2 separate regions of the Homo sapiens genome follow, and region 2 is linked to region 1. Evidence: chromatin contacts called from ENCODE Hi-C or POLR2A ChIA-PET data. All regions are on one chromosome and are shown on one strand. The core of a region is the stretch at or near the end of the contact, and the rest is flanking DNA. Distances in the headings are between cores, read along the strand shown. Region 1 overlaps C1orf105 (chromosome 1 open reading frame 105). Region 2 has its middle 11 kb from the start of FASLG.

Evidence for each region. Hi-C counts contacts between places; a loop is a spot of excess contacts on that map. ChIA-PET counts read pairs that join two places held with the same protein, here RNA polymerase II (POLR2A). Pooled maps may share reads with other maps.
Region 2: a loop to region 1 is called in a pooled map, with 3 times the contacts of the local background. The contact joins two enhancer-like sites. A Hi-C loop is called at or near these places in 1 of 168 maps with a recorded cell type or tissue (CD4-positive, alpha-beta T cell) and 5 of 50 pooled maps. POLR2A ChIA-PET finds 5 or more read pairs at or near these places in 2 of 52 experiments (OCI-LY7 and activated T-cell).

What each region holds. Positions count from the first base shown.
Region 1 is chr1:172,446,529-172,451,256 of GRCh38, forward strand. It overlaps C1orf105 (chromosome 1 open reading frame 105), which reads left to right. Exons shown (of 7, transcript NM_139240.4): 3 at 1,913-2,003. Among named protein-coding and RNA genes, the nearest start is that of PIGC, 4.8 kb to the left of the region's middle. Within about 2 kb of position 2,755, at least 4 of the 41 ENCODE cell types and tissues checked have a DNase peak (open chromatin) inside an H3K27ac peak, as active enhancers do.
Region 2 is chr1:172,667,636-172,672,363 of GRCh38, forward strand. No RefSeq gene overlaps it. Among named protein-coding and RNA genes, the nearest start is that of FASLG, 11 kb to the left of the region's middle. Within about 2 kb of position 2,881, at least 3 of the 41 ENCODE cell types and tissues checked have a DNase peak (open chromatin) inside an H3K27ac peak, as active enhancers do.

The sequences.
Region 1 (4,728 bases), core at 1,505-4,004:
AATCTGGATGTTTTATGTGAAATTGCTAGTGTTTGATCTAATAGGGTAATATCCCACCATCCCATACTACCCCCATGCCCATTAGACCTGCCCCAGCAGCGAAGAGCAAAGTATCCTTGTGCATGGCTCTCTTGCCCCCAGCTCCCTTGGTCTCTAATTACACAAGCCTTTGGCAGAGGGTGGAGATCAGGGAGAAGGGTAGGCCTAGAATACAACTGGGCATCGGCAGCACCTGTTCACTTTCATAGCCAGGTCCTGGAGGGTCAGAGCAGACAGTCTGTTGACAGCCAACTGGAAAGGGAGTGGGCAGTTTTTCCTCCAGCCAGCCAAACCTAAGCTAGGCACAAGGAGAAATTACCTTAGGCAGGCAGTGAAGCTCTACTCATCGCTATTCTGGGAGGATTGGGGTAGCAATCTTAATTCTTGTTTAGAAAAATGTAATATACCTACCTCACAACAAAGGTGACCGAACAGCACCTTTGAGGTGCCCTGAGCTCTCAGGAGGACAAGACGGGAATGAAAAGTCTTTTGAAAGGATGGTTTAAGTATCAAAAGATCTTAAGGATTAAAAGCTCCTCATGTGGGCCAAAGCTCCGGGTTCCAAGCTGTTTATTTTTGGCAAAGCCCCTTACTGAGACTTTGGGAGAAAGTTCTCAATGTGCCTTAAGCATTACATACCCTTGAGCAAAGAGTTCTAATGCAGAACAGTCTGAAAAAAGATAAAGGAACATTTAGCCAAATATGCTCAGAGTAATTCCAAGTGTGCGCAATGGAAACACACCTACAGGGTTGGAGGAGGTGAGGCTGGGCTGTAATAAGAAGTGCCTGTACTGACCCACTTCCTTCAAGGACTCTCTCAGGTAGGCCTGACAATTTCAAAGCCACACTCATCGTCAGTCTCCAAAGCCCTTCAAGTCACACTAAGGTCATGTTTATATAAGATTATTGTATGCTGAAGGAGTTCTAAACTGGCCTCCTGGTCTCTGCTGGTCAGCATTTGGGTGACAAGTCCAAGAGAGCCTATTCCCATATCAAAGACAAAGACCCCGAGGGCACTCATGTCAGACCCACCATCTCTGGTCTTACAGGGCCCAGGGAAGTGTGAGGAGAAATGAAGCAAGAAATGTCTCATGAGCATCAAACTCCTTTCACATGCCTTTGTTTTAAATAAACAATGGACAATGAAATCTTCCCTCATTAGAGAGGAGGTGTGTTCCCGGCAAAACTGCCAGCATTCTGAGTTTCTATTTCTTGGATGCCAGGGGCATGAATGGTGCAACACACACAGTTTATGATTATCAGGCCCCTGCAGGCCTTGGCCCCTTACACTGTAATGAAATGAACCACAGTGCCAAGTGAGACAGAGCGCAGGCAGGTCACCCTGTAAAAGGAACTGGTGTTCTTGCAACATCACTGCTTCAACTGCTAACTAGAAAGAAAAAATGTTCCAAAGGAAAAGAATGGGTGAAGGGAGAAGACATTCTGTGGGAGGAAACAGGTGGATTGTTTCAGGGTGCAAGGACACAAACTCCAAGAAGTCAGCCCAGGTACGAAAGGGGACAGGTGCAGGTTAAACATCAAAAACTTGAGTGCAGACCCTTTCAAAGAGGAAACCTGGGATTCATTTCGCTCATTACACATCTACTGTTGTGAACAATCTTTATCCTGCCTTGTTTGTACAGTGTCTGACAATCCAAAATTGGTTAGTGCAAAACAAAAGGGACAGAAAAGCCAAAGTGACATAGGAGGGCAAATCCATCTTTTGGGAGCTCCCCAATGGCCTGAGTGCTCCAGAACTGGAGTGGAAGATAGCTCCCTGTGGTGTCCCTTGTATTCTCTCAGAAACAACCAAGGGCCTGGCTCTTCAAACATGGGACTGCGGTTCTAACGTTCTCTTGTTTTAATTACTTAGATATCCTCATACCTCTGCGACTTTTCTGACTTCATCCAAGAAGAATATGAATTTGCCAATTTTGTTTCAAGTTCCAGATGTTTTATCTAAGGTACTAAAAAATTTTTGTTGAAATGAAACCAACAGCAGTTCTAGAATGACATAGAATATGAATACATGTCCCATCTCCTTAGCACAGCCCTGTGCTTGGTACACCATCAATGTTCAATAAATATTTGTTAAATGAAATGAATGGCCCCACCCCCCTCACTATGTCTCAAGTGCCTTAGGGTCCCAGTCCACTAGAACTAAGAATACAGGCATAAGGTTAGAATCAACAAAACAGGAAACTAAAAATTAGTATGGAGGAATCTGCCCCAAGACTTCCAGGGAATGCCTATCAGCCTGTGACTGGAACCAATCTGGAGTCTCTACTGCCTCCCCCAAAGGATTGCTTATGTCTCCCACCTACAACTCCCTACACCTGTGGAATTTTACATTAAAAACTCCTCATTTCCCCTCCACCATGACCGGCTGCCAGGTGACCCTCGGTGTCACTGTGGAGCAAGCACACAGGCTACAGTGCTTGGGTAGTCAGAACCTCCCTGAGGTGGAGAAAGAGAGAAAATATATGGTGAGATAAGCAATTTTTTCACCTGAAAAATTGCACATTCCTCACAGGGCTGTCATAGGCAGTGCCTGAAGCAGCGTCCTAAGGCACTCGACACGGTGCCCCACCCAGAGCAAGAGCTCAGTGAATGTGAGCCACAATTATTAGGAGCCCTGGTGTCAGTCAATATATGTTTACGGAGGCCTTTGTATTTGCTTTAATACATCAGAGATGAGTGAGTCAGCCGCAGCTACACAGATGAGTGAGCAGACAGGACAGGGACACAACTGAGAATGCGTCTCAGAAACAGGGCACAGCACTTGTGAGAGAAGGTGGGAGCAAAGGTTACCCCCAGGTTGGGCAAGCAGAGTGGAAGTGAGGGAATGATTCAAGAGGAAGTGGCATCTGCACTGGACCTAGAAGATACTGTTTTCAAGTGGAGGGAAGAGCCAGGGGTGGAGGAAGAACTGGAAAGAGAAGAGAAGATTATCAGCAAAGAGGTGGAGACTGAGTGTGCAGGAGGAAATGCCTGAAGAATATCAAGGAATTCTGAGCATACATGAAAGGGAAACAAGGACGCGGCTGGGCCCAGCTAATGCACACAGGGCCCAACAGACAAGAGCAGAGAGGACACATTGAAGGTTTTCAACACCGGAGTTTCAGGGTCCAAGCTTTGCTTAAGAGTCATCTCTTAGTCCCCCTAACACCCTGGACAGGCAAGTAGGTAACATGGCCACCATGACGTGCACTGGGTAGAGGTGGGGGATGAGCGGGGAGGCAGGACTGGCTTAGCAATTGCTGCAGAACCAGCAAGAAGCCTTCCAGTCATCAAGTCGCTGTGAACTTCCTATTTAGACAGGTCTCACCTGCCGCTGAATGCCTCCTCATCTCAGGTTTGTTCTGGGTCTCTGTACTGTGGCAACCTGGGCACTAGGACACCAGGCCCCAGCCTGGCTGGAGTGGAGAATGGGGAAGGAAAGCCAATGCTAACGACCAGTAGGAGTGAGAGGCCATTCTCCAGCAGGGTATAGCGGTTTTTGTGGCTGCAATATTCATAGTTAGCCACTAGATGACAGTTAAGAGCAACAGCTTCCAGCTGCGCAGCCCAAAGGGCTCCTGGGAGGCCAGTTTCCCGGCTGACCCGTGAGAAGTCCCAAATAGGTTGCTCTTATTGGGAGAGAACACAGGCCCCTCAGCCTCACCCTCACTCTCATCCTGTTAGGGGCTGACCCTCCACTGATTTGCACATGAGAAAGAGTCACCCCTGCAGATTGAAACACAAGTAGGGAACCCGGGATCCTTGCTCTGTTGGGGCACCAGGCCAGTACCTCCAGTCATATTCTTTCCCGTCACACAGACGTCCTCAAATTTGAATCTGGCTCCCAGAGTCTACTGCGTGTATGAAGGCCTGCACGTATGTGCCATGAGGTAAACGTGGATTCAGCTGGCAGCTGCTCCCTTCTGGAAAGAAACTGTTGTGTTTCAAGGGAGTAGAATGTACTGTGGACAGGATCTCTTCCTTCATTCTCTAAATCAGGGACCTGACAAGAAGCTGCTGGCAATCCGGAGGCCAACTGGAGACCCCGGACCCTGTGCAGAGGTGCAAAGCTCCTGCCACCTGGCTGCGTTCCTCTTCACCGTCACAGGTCAAAGGGCAGAACTTTAAACACCCACTTACTCCTCCCCTGCCCCGGAGCAGCCCCGTGCCTGAGGCAGGTGCACGTGTGCCTGGAGCAGTATTTCCTAGTGACTAGACAAAGGGGAGACAGGCTCAGAGACACAATAACAGGAAGAGGGAGACAGAAAGCAAGATAGAAACACACACACAGAGATGAGGGACAAAAAACACAAGACAAAAGGAGAGGCAGGTCTGTCAAAGAAGAAAGATTTTTAGTGAAGACAAATGAAGCCTAAACATTTCCTCGTTTAAACATCTACTGTGGAGAAGCTTCTTCATTTTCTCCTGCCATTTGCAGGCATCCACTCACGACTCCTCAAGATGCTGAGAAACAGAAAGGTGCATCATGATAGTTGGCTAACTGGGCCAAAAGGTGACTGACTCAGTGATCCAAGGCAAAGGAACAGCAGGTGTGTGGGGGTGACCCGGAAAACTGCAGCTGGAGACTCTGAAATCTCTTTGCCCACTTGCTGGTACTGGGTGTAAATTAACTAGAGCTCCTCAGTTACTAATAGATTATAAAATGCCACTCCACCCTCTCAATTCCTG
Region 2 (4,728 bases), core at 1,631-4,130, 220 kb after region 1:
TATTATTTTCTTATATACACATCAGCTCCTTCCACGTCTTCACTTCTCTCTATGTCCAGCATAAATGTCATCATCTGTCATGACAACCAGCACCTTGGAAAGACTCTCAACTCCAAAATACTCTCTTCCTCCAATGTATTCCCCTTGCAAAAATCCTATTTTCTTTAAGCTGTCATCCCAGAAGCTGGATGTTGCTGGACAAAAATTACACAAACAGGCTGCCTAGTTTTAGTTTATTTTTATCTAACATGAATTTAAATCAATCAATGATTGATCTGTCACTGACTTAGTTTTATTTTTTGATTGATTTGAATAGGTAGTACATGTACATGGTACAAATTTTAAAAGATACATAAGGATATATGACAAAAATAAGTCCTCGTTCCACCCTGTCTAGTGGCTCAATTTTTGCCCGCAGAGAGGATCACTGTTTCCTAACATTGTCTTGCAGAGATGATATATATATAAATATGAAATCACTTTACTTTGGAGTTTCTCAACCATGGATCTGTGACATTCTGAGCTGAAAAATTGCTTGCTATAAGGTCGTCCTGTACACTGTAGGATGTTTAGCAGCACCCTTTCTCTCTACCAACTAGATGCCAGGAGCATCCCCCCCCCCGCAAAACATGTGACAACCAAAAAATATCTCCAGACATTGCGAAATGTCCCCATGGTGTGGAGGGGGCCAAAGTTGCCTCTGGTTGAGAACCTCTACCTTACACTGATGAACTCAGTGGTCATTCAACATTGTCTAGCACTTTTCTTCAGTTCAATCTTAAGCATTTTTCTTTACTTATAGAGTCAATAACATTATATTTTTTCCTCTTGCAAACCAACCACATGCCTTCCTCCCACTATGCAACTCTCTTCTACACAAAAACACAATTCCACCTGCATCTGCATGATCTCTTCCTTCCACCTGGTCTCAGTGGAGAAATAGGACAATTTTCACTTGTCTGCTAGACTCACCTTTCCTCTTCCCTTCCTTGTCCCTTTTTAACATTTTCTTCTCTCCTCTAAATCCTCAAATTATCCCTGTATATGAAATCATTTCCAACAGTATGTACCTTTGTTCAAGTATGTATATATCTTTTCCAACACTATGTACATTTGTTCAAGTATGTACATATCTTTATATGTATATATGCACATATCTTTAAGAATAATTTATTGCTGGGCACAGTGGCTCATGCCTGTAATCCCAGCACTTTGGGAGGCCAAGGCCGGTGGATCACGAGGTCGGGAGATTGAGACCATCCTGGCTAACATGGTGAGACCCCGTCTCTACTAAAAAAAAATACAAAAAATTAGCTAGGCGTGGTGGTGGGCGCCTGTAGTCCCAGCTACTTGGGAGGCTGAGGCAGGAGAATGGCGTGAACCCAGGAGGCGGAGCTTGTGGTGATCTGAGATCAGGGGCCACTGCACTCCAGCCTGTGGCAACAGAGTGAGACTCTGTCTAAAAAAAAAGAATAATTTATTGGGGTGGGAAGAACTATGAAGCAAATCTTTCCAGGCCTTCCTTCTCTCTATACATTGTCTTTGCTCTCCACCTCCCAGAGTTTCCATTACCAATATTATGACCAGTGTTACACTCATCCAAATTTCTATAGATGTCATGGTTACTTGTTTTTGCCTGGGGGCAGAGAAGTGGCATAGTGGAAAGGACATAGACTTTGGACTAAAAACTTAGATTAAAACCTTCATTCTTCCACTTACGAACTATGCAATCTCTGGGCAGATCCCCTTTCATTAATGGACAACCCAGACCAAACCACCTGCATCTTCCAGACCAAACAAGGTGAAAACTTTTTGTTTTACCCCTCACTATCCCCAGCTCTGACTGCGTTTCTCGTTTCCCAGGAGAGACAAACATCTGGACAGACTGTCTCCATGCACATGGGCTCCATTTCCATCACCAGAATTTCTCTGGTTCAGGTTTCTCATGTGACATTCAAGTGTCATCTCCTCAGGTATCCTAAATAGAGTCCCCTCCTTTTGTCATTATTTTATGGTTATTTTTTTCTTTCTTAGTACTTACCAAAACTTGTGATTATATATATTTTGACCACTTTAAAAATATTTGTTTTTTTCCACTGGAATAAAATTTCCAAAAGCAAGGTTTTTTGGGTTTTTTTCAACCTTGTTTACCACTCCATCCACACAAACTCACCTAGTGCTTGACACACATTAGAAACTCAATATATATTTGTTGACCTTAGTTATAAGGCAGGTGTCTCTTGGCTTATATATGTGCATATGTTTTTAGGAGTACTCTGAATCTATATTAGTGACACATCTTGAATGTGTGTGAGTGGTTATCCAGCATTGAGTAAATTATCCAGTGGTATTTTGAGGTTACAGATTGAAAAAAACTAATGCATTCTAATTCATGGCATTGGAAAACAACAAGGATATATTTGGTCCTTGGCATTACCAGGAGTTAGGGCAGAGACAAGGAAAACTGCTGGGTCACCAGAGGTAAAACTGTCATTTAGAGTATATTCAAATACTTGTCTAATAAATTAATGAACAAAACCAAAGTTTCACTTTGGAATGTGTCATCTGCTCTCCCTAAAACTTTTGTATTTATTCATCTGCTCTGGAGGGTCAGGTTCCTGAGCTGGTGCTTCCTGGAGAAAGTCTGATAGGTACATTTACCTTTCCTTTGGCTGGATGCTGGTCTGTATTCTAGCCCTCAGGGTGAAATCCTCCTCATCCTGTCTTTCCTCTTTTGGCTTCAACCATCAAGTATGCCAGTTCCAAAGGGTCATAGGAAGTTTGCTAGACCATGATTCTTTTGCTAATGGACCCTTCTAGATAATGGTACCACAGCACAGAGGAAGTGGGAAAGGGGCTGGGCATTCTGAGCTGACATGATGCCATCGGCTGGTAGTGATACTACTGGCACTTTCATCTTCCTAAGTCTGAGCTGTACTAGGACGCCTCTGGGACTTTCTGAAGGTAGGATTGTAGCTCGCTATGCTTCACTGATTCCAGAGAAGAGATATTGACTGTCCGTTTGGAACTTTGATTTTTTTTTAACCTCAGTTGGAACATAAGAAATGTAAAAAATTAAAAACTTTTAAATATGTTTATTGAAAATTGGATTGGCATTGTTCCTCTATGAAATGCTAAATCCAAAGTAGAACACTCCAGACAAACACATACGTAAAGGGTGCTTCTAGTTCAGTAGTTTGAGGTTTTCTTTTTTTTTTTTCTTTTCAAGCAACCAAAAACACATGAAACTCACCTCTTTTCTCAGTCCCCCAAAGTGGTGACTTTGTCGTCTCTGAAGTAGGTTTTGACTTACCACAGCTTAACAGGAAAAGAGCTCTATTGTGGGGGCATCATTGTGAGTGTGACTTACGTGAAACAGTTGCTCATAGAAAGAGAAGAATTGGTGAGAGAAGCTGCCTGCCTCTCCCAAAGCCATGGTATAAATTTCCTCAGCGGGTTAAGCCCTAGACTTTCCCTGGTCCTTATCTAAGGAAGTGTGAAGGCCACATGTTGAATGAGTTACATTTTTCTAAGGGGTCTGGGTAAGTTCTTGTGTTTGTAGAGATAAATTTTTGCATTCTGATTTTTTTTTCTTTCCCAAGGTTTTGGATTATCCAAAGACAGAATGAGGTGATTCTTAAAAAAGGAGATTAGAACCCCATTCTTTGTGGAGGAGGGTTCAGAAATAAATCCTATTTAGAAATAATATAGTCATTGACAGTACCAGGGACCTTTGGGATTCACTGGGAAGCCAACCTGCCTTGGCAATGTAGATAGCTAAGTGGGTATTCTGTCCTTACAGGTTCACCCAGAAGATAGGAAAGATTCACCCCAGTGATGACTTTTCACTTTTACCAAAGCTTCCCCTTTACTGGGAAACATTTTTCCAGAGTTCTGACTGGTACATCTTCAGAAAAAGGGCAATGCAGATATTCCTCCTCCCCTACTTGGAGGTTCCTTCAGCCCTAAGGGATCACTCTTTTCTTCTAATTCTCCATAGAATGACATAAGCCTCATTTCACATTCTGGGGAAAGTTTAGTCTTCAGGTTTTTTGAGGATGTCAGGGTAGACCCTTATTCCCTTGGGCAATCCACATTATTGCAGGTTTCCTGGCTTTCACTGGTTTCTGCAGTGGATATGCTGTCTGCATTCCTGACACTCCCACTGTGGAATGCCTTTATTGCCTTCCAGGCATTACTACCACAAGTTGCTGTGCATAAAGTTAACTGAAGGTTTGAGGCAATGGAGACACATTACCTTATGACACACACAGAATAAACTACACCTAAAAATGAGTGTTAGACATCATCACCATTCCCCAAATTTGCTACAAATATCTCCTTAAGCATACCATTAAAAATTCTAGTATTTGAAATAGCATAATTCATTCATTCATTTACTCATAGTATAATTCATTCATTCATTTACTCATTCAACAAGTGTTTATTGAATGTCTACCAGAAACTTCCTTAGGTACTGTGGATACAATCATATGAATGAAATCCCTTATAGCATTGTATTTTAATGGAGAGACGGTAGACAATAAAAAAGCAAATAAATATTTAATAAGTCATGTGGTAGGAAGTGCTAAAAAGAAAAACAAGGTAAGGCAGTAGGGAGTGATGGAAGAAGGATGTTTGTATGACAAGTCGTGAAAGAACAAGCCACATGGACATCTAGGAAAGAGCACACCAAGCAGAGAAACTGCAAGTGCAAAATCTTAAGAC